2 separate regions of the Homo sapiens genome follow, and region 1 is linked to region 2. A link is an interaction called in ENCODE POLR2A ChIA-PET data of the cell type or tissue named here. Cell type or tissue: HCT116. All regions are shown on one strand.

Region 1 (2,500 bases), 220 kb after region 2:
TGGCCCATTTTGGGTGTTTTTTTTTTTTTTTTTTTTTTTGAGACAGTCTCTCTGTGTCACCCAGGCTGGAGTGCAGTAGTGTGATCTCAGCTCACAGTGCAATGCAACCTCCACCTACCAGGTTCAAGCGATTCTGCTGCCTCAAAGTCCCGAGTAGCTGGGATTACAGGTGCACAGCATGCCTGGCTAATTTTTGTAGTTTTAGTAGAGATAGGATTTCACCATGTTGGACAGGCTGGTCTCGAACTCCTGACCTCAGGTAATCCACCTGCCTTGGCCTCTCAAAGTGCTAGGATTACAGGCATGTGCCACCATACCTGGCCTCATTTTGTTTGTTTTGTTTTGTTTTGTGTTTGTTTTTGTTTTTGTTTGACACAAGGTCTGGCTCTATCACCCAGGCTGGAGTGCAGTGACGCAATCTTGGCTCGCTGCAACCTCCACCTCCCGGCCTCTAGCCATCCTTCCACCACAGTCTCCTGAGTAGTTGGGACTACAGGTGTGCACCACCACGCCTGGCTAGTTTTTTTTTTTTTTGTATTATTAGTAGAGATGGGGTTTCACCATGTTGCCCAGGCTGGTCTTGAACTCGTGAGCTCAAGTGATCTGCCTGCCTCAGCCTCCCTGAGTGCTGGGATTACAGGCATGATTCACCATGCCCAGCCCACCTGGCTCATTTTGGACTTCTGAACTCCAGCCCTGGCAGATAACAAATGTGTGTTGTTTTAAGCTATGATTTTTATTACAATTTGTTACAGTAACAGTAGGAAAATAATACGACAACAATAGAGGTATGTGGAAGCTACCATCTTAAGATGGGCAACAAGCTCCCTCCAGTTCGCCACAGTCCTCATCACTCTCTGTGTCTCCCTGACACAGAACACAAGTGTCTGTTGTCATTTAACTTCATACGATCAGCCCACGTTACACATTTATGATACCCTGGCCACTGTAGCTAAGAGTTTATAATCCTTGAGCACGCTTTCTAGCTGACAAAATGGAGAAGACATGGGTGCAGGAAGAAATGCCCAAGATGGCCGGGAGCAGTGGCTCCCTCCTGTAAATCCTAGCACTCTGGGAGGCCGAGGCAGGCGGATTGTGAGGTCAGGAGTTTGAGACCAGCCTGACCAACATGGTGAAACCTCGTCTCTACTAAAAATAATAAATAAATAAATAAATAAATAAATAAATAAATAAATAAATAAATTATCCGGGCATGGTGGCAGGCACCTGAAATCCCAGCTACTCAGGAGCTGAGGCAGGAGAATCGCTTGAACCTTGGCGGCAGAGGTTGTAGTGAGCCGAGAATGCGCCACTGCACTCCAGCCTGGGCAATAACAGCAAGACTCTGTCTAAAAAAAAAAAAAAAAAAAAAAGAAATGCCCAAGGCATGTTAGTGAAATACAGATTCTGCTTCTGATTGTGTGTGTGTGTGTTTGTGTGTGTGTGTATGTCCTCAGGATGTATACAGATCTCCAGAATTAGGGCCATAAACTCTGGGTGAGTATGCAGGTAATGGTCCATTTTACCAGATCAAAAACTTTTAGACATTCACAGACATGTACAGAATCTAGAAAATGCTACCAGATGTTGAATTACTTTTCTAATTCACTCTCCCGTTGAATTAACTTTTCAGTCCATCTACCTATATGTGTACTCTCCCTCTGGGTCTCTCTCCCTCTTCTCCTTTCCCATTATCATCTCCATCTTTTCTGACCCCTTCCCAGGGTCTCACCTTTATCTTGGAGCAGGGCAGCAAGGTACTCAAAGTTTAAAATGTTTGCACTGACTCCATCTGGGAGAGATAGAGCCACAGCCTTAGTGATGTGCATCCTTCAGTTTTTCCAGACTAGAGCATCTCCCAGCCATCCTCCTTCTCACAGCACTGCCTTTACAAATGGGGTAGCCCTACTCATCACATATCCATGAATTCACCCCTCAATACTCTCCCTGCAGACTTGACTCACATGCTCCGCTGAGATGCTTTTGCCAAGGTCTCTAGTGGCCTGCCTCTTGCCAAATCCAAAGGCCACACATCTCCATCTTCATCTTTCTTAGCCGCTCACAGCAGCATTTCTCATGGTCGATTCTTCTTTCCTTCTTGAAATTCTTTTTTGTTGGTTTTGATGACAGCACCGGCTTCTAGCTTTTGTCCTGGCCCCTCCTTCTTGGTGGCCTCTGATAGCTTAATTTTAAATGATGTTCCCCATAGCCCAGTCTCAGGTTCTCTTATTTCCTTCATTTATTTTTCTCCCTGAAGGAGCAATTGTTGAAGCTTGGTGATGAATATATGAGGTTTTATTATATTATCTCTATTTTTAGGTATATTTTTAATAATATTCATCATAAAAAGTTATTGTAACATTTTTGGAATTATTTAAAGAGAATTATTAAAAAATAATTTTGGAATTATTTTAAAACTAGAGTATATACATTCCCATACAATAGTGAAGGAATAGGATAAAAAGAAATGAATGTCATATATATGCTGACGACTCAAATT
Region 2 (2,500 bases):
GTGACTTGCCCATTTATTTGGCCTAAAATGATCCTTTTTCAAGTTTGTCGTTTAGTTCCTTATTTTAATGTGTTCAGATTTAGCAAACAATTTCATGATCACCCTTTAGGAATTTATACAGTTCCATCAGACACTCTCTTATCCCTCCCCCACCACCCACCAACACCCTTCCAAAGCGGAAGATTCTGTTGACCCTGGTTTTCCTAGTTGGCAACATGTCTAAACCCTCTGGAGGGGACTATCTAGATTCAGTCGTTCGTTCATTCACAAAGCACTTACTATTATGTACCAGGTACTGTGCTAGGCACCAGACAAGGCAGGCAAGGCTCCTACCTCCAATTGTGAACTGGACGTTCAGATGAAATCAAAGAAATGTAAGCTGAGGAGACACAGAGAGAGTCCATTACTTTTCTGCCACGGGATGGTCTTGCAGCCCTGTCCTGACTCATTAATGCCTCTGACCTCAGGGGACTGTACAGACAGCTCCTGCCTCAGAGCTCTGAAAAAGTCTCCACTCAACACATGAAACTATTCCAGAGAGTGCATGGAAGAGATGAGAGATGATGGGGTAGAAAGCTGGTCCAACACAGGTCATAGGGCTAGGGAAGTGGTCCCAGGGCAAGGGACGCTGGGTGCCAGCATCTTCTCAGACTCTACGGGGATAGGCAAATTTCTCCATCTCCCGGAGCCTCAGCCTCCTCGCCTGTAAAATGTGGGTTATCCTGACGATTTCACAAAGTCGATGTGCAGCTCGAATGAAACAGAGGATTTGAAAAAGCACTAAACAAACACGTTATAGTAATTAACAACCATAACTTTCCCACTAGCCTGCACTATTCTTCCAAAAGACTCACACATCTGCAGTCGTTGTGAAGAGACTGGGCAAGCGAGGTTTTTTGTTTTGTTTTGGATTTGTTTTGTTTTAAATTGAAGTTTCCAATTTCGAGGACTTTAAAAAATATATATCATGAGCTTCCTTTATTTGCCTAATTGCTGATCTAAAAATCTCCAAGATGACCACTAGAAAAAGTGGCAGGTCGTCGTATAGAGTCGAGGGAGAAAGAAATAGATGAAACAAAGGGGGACAAAATACACTTAGAGCTGTTTCTTCTTTCTCTTCGGGATCCTTAGTCTGATTGATCTCGCCCAAGACTCAGTCCCATGGGGCTCTCTGAAGGGCATGGAGGGGACCTCTGGCCACGATTTCCCGAAGGATAGGGTCTCCCGGGACAGATACCTTCCCTGGCCACTCGCGCCGCTCCCTGAGACCCTGGGACCTTGGGACTAACGCTCAGAACTTACATCGCCTCCATATTGCCGTCTCCATAGATACAGGACGCGCAGGAAACGGCGTCTTCAGATATCCCAGGGCAACGACGGCAGCCCGAGTAAGTCAAGATTCGTAGAAGGCGAAGGCACCGCCCAATTTTATTTCCTATATTCAGTTTTGATTCCCTGACTTTTCCTGCTGGTAGTAACTGTGGGCTTCTACCTGTCGCGACATGGTAATGTAGAGCCTCCTAGTTGTCGTGACGTTCCAGCAATCATGACTTTAATTGACGACCAAATTCACAGGAAGCTACTCTGTGGGCTTGGCACTCTGACATGCATAGAGACAGAAGCTCATTCTCTGTGATTGCAATTGTTAACTTAAAAGCAGCCCGCAGTTATTTCTTATTTGAATATTGCTTTGCAAATAGAACCCTTTTGCTGATGAGAGGGAATGCGTCCTCTGCGTTTTCTCCCGGCATTTCTTCTTGGTCAGCAACAAGAAAAATAACTCTTTTGAAGGGATCGGAAGGTTAATGTATAAAGGAATTATTATACATAATGTAGACTTTCGGAAGCCCATTGGTTCATTTGTTGGTATGTGTGTTGGAGGAAGGGTCCTATTTTGTGAAGACTCCTTAGTAGGTGAAGCTGAAAGTCTCAAAGTTCACTCTTGGGTAACTAAGGATGTTTTGCTCCTCAAGACAGTGAACCTATTTCCTTTCAGATGGAAGGGGGGATGTGACTAGGGGGAGAGAGCTTAGTGAGTCTAGGGGTAAACACAGAAAATAAGCTATCATTTTGGGAGAGTTGGAGTTGACTTGTGAAAGGTGAAAGATGGACTGAGATGGCAAAGTGGCCTGAGCTGGCCTGGGAGATCACATGGCCAGAGACTGGCAGGGCTGGAGGGAAGGGGCAGGCAGGGCGCCTGGTAAATTACGCCAGCAGGATCAAGAGTTTTCCGGGAATCAAAGAATGTGGAACTCAGTGAGCTTTTCCCTGGATTTAATGGGATTCTCAGAATCTGAAACCTGCACTTTGGACATGACGACTTTTATGCTGTTTGTAGTTTCTATAATTATTTCCTTTTTGTTTTTCCCCAAATTCTTTTTGAAATGGTCAGCCTAACTCAGCTGGACCTTAAGGACAAGGAAAGGAACTGGTTCATTCTTAGGCGAAAATGAAATAGGGACTTTGGGGGCAGGGTTTGGTGTTGGCCCCAGGAATCTCA

What was found. ChIA-PET counts read pairs that join two places held together with the same protein. Peaks named below come from ENCODE experiments on the same cell type or tissue, not always from the same donor. Only the 100,000 strongest peaks of a DNase experiment are listed, where the experiment ranks them.
Region 1: POLR2A ChIA-PET joins it to region 2 with 5 read pairs; 4 of 35 experiments call an interaction of 5 or more read pairs at or near these places.

Annotation. Positions count from the first base shown.
Region 1 is chr2:219,257,968-219,260,467 of GRCh38, forward strand. The region is part of intron 1 of TUBA4B (tubulin alpha 4b); the gene reads left to right. Among named protein-coding and RNA genes, the nearest start is that of TUBA4A, 5.3 kb to the left of the region's middle. In HCT116, no CTCF peak of the experiment used is centred here; no DNase peak of the experiment used is centred here.
Region 2 is chr2:219,040,186-219,042,685 of GRCh38, forward strand. It overlaps CFAP65 (cilia and flagella associated protein 65), which reads right to left and starts at 1,331. Exons shown (of 35, transcript NM_194302.4): 1 at 1,303-1,331; 2 at 334-379. In HCT116, no CTCF peak of the experiment used is centred here; a DNase peak (open chromatin) is centred at 1,356; H3K4me3 peaks cover 947 bases; H3K27me3 peaks cover 712 bases.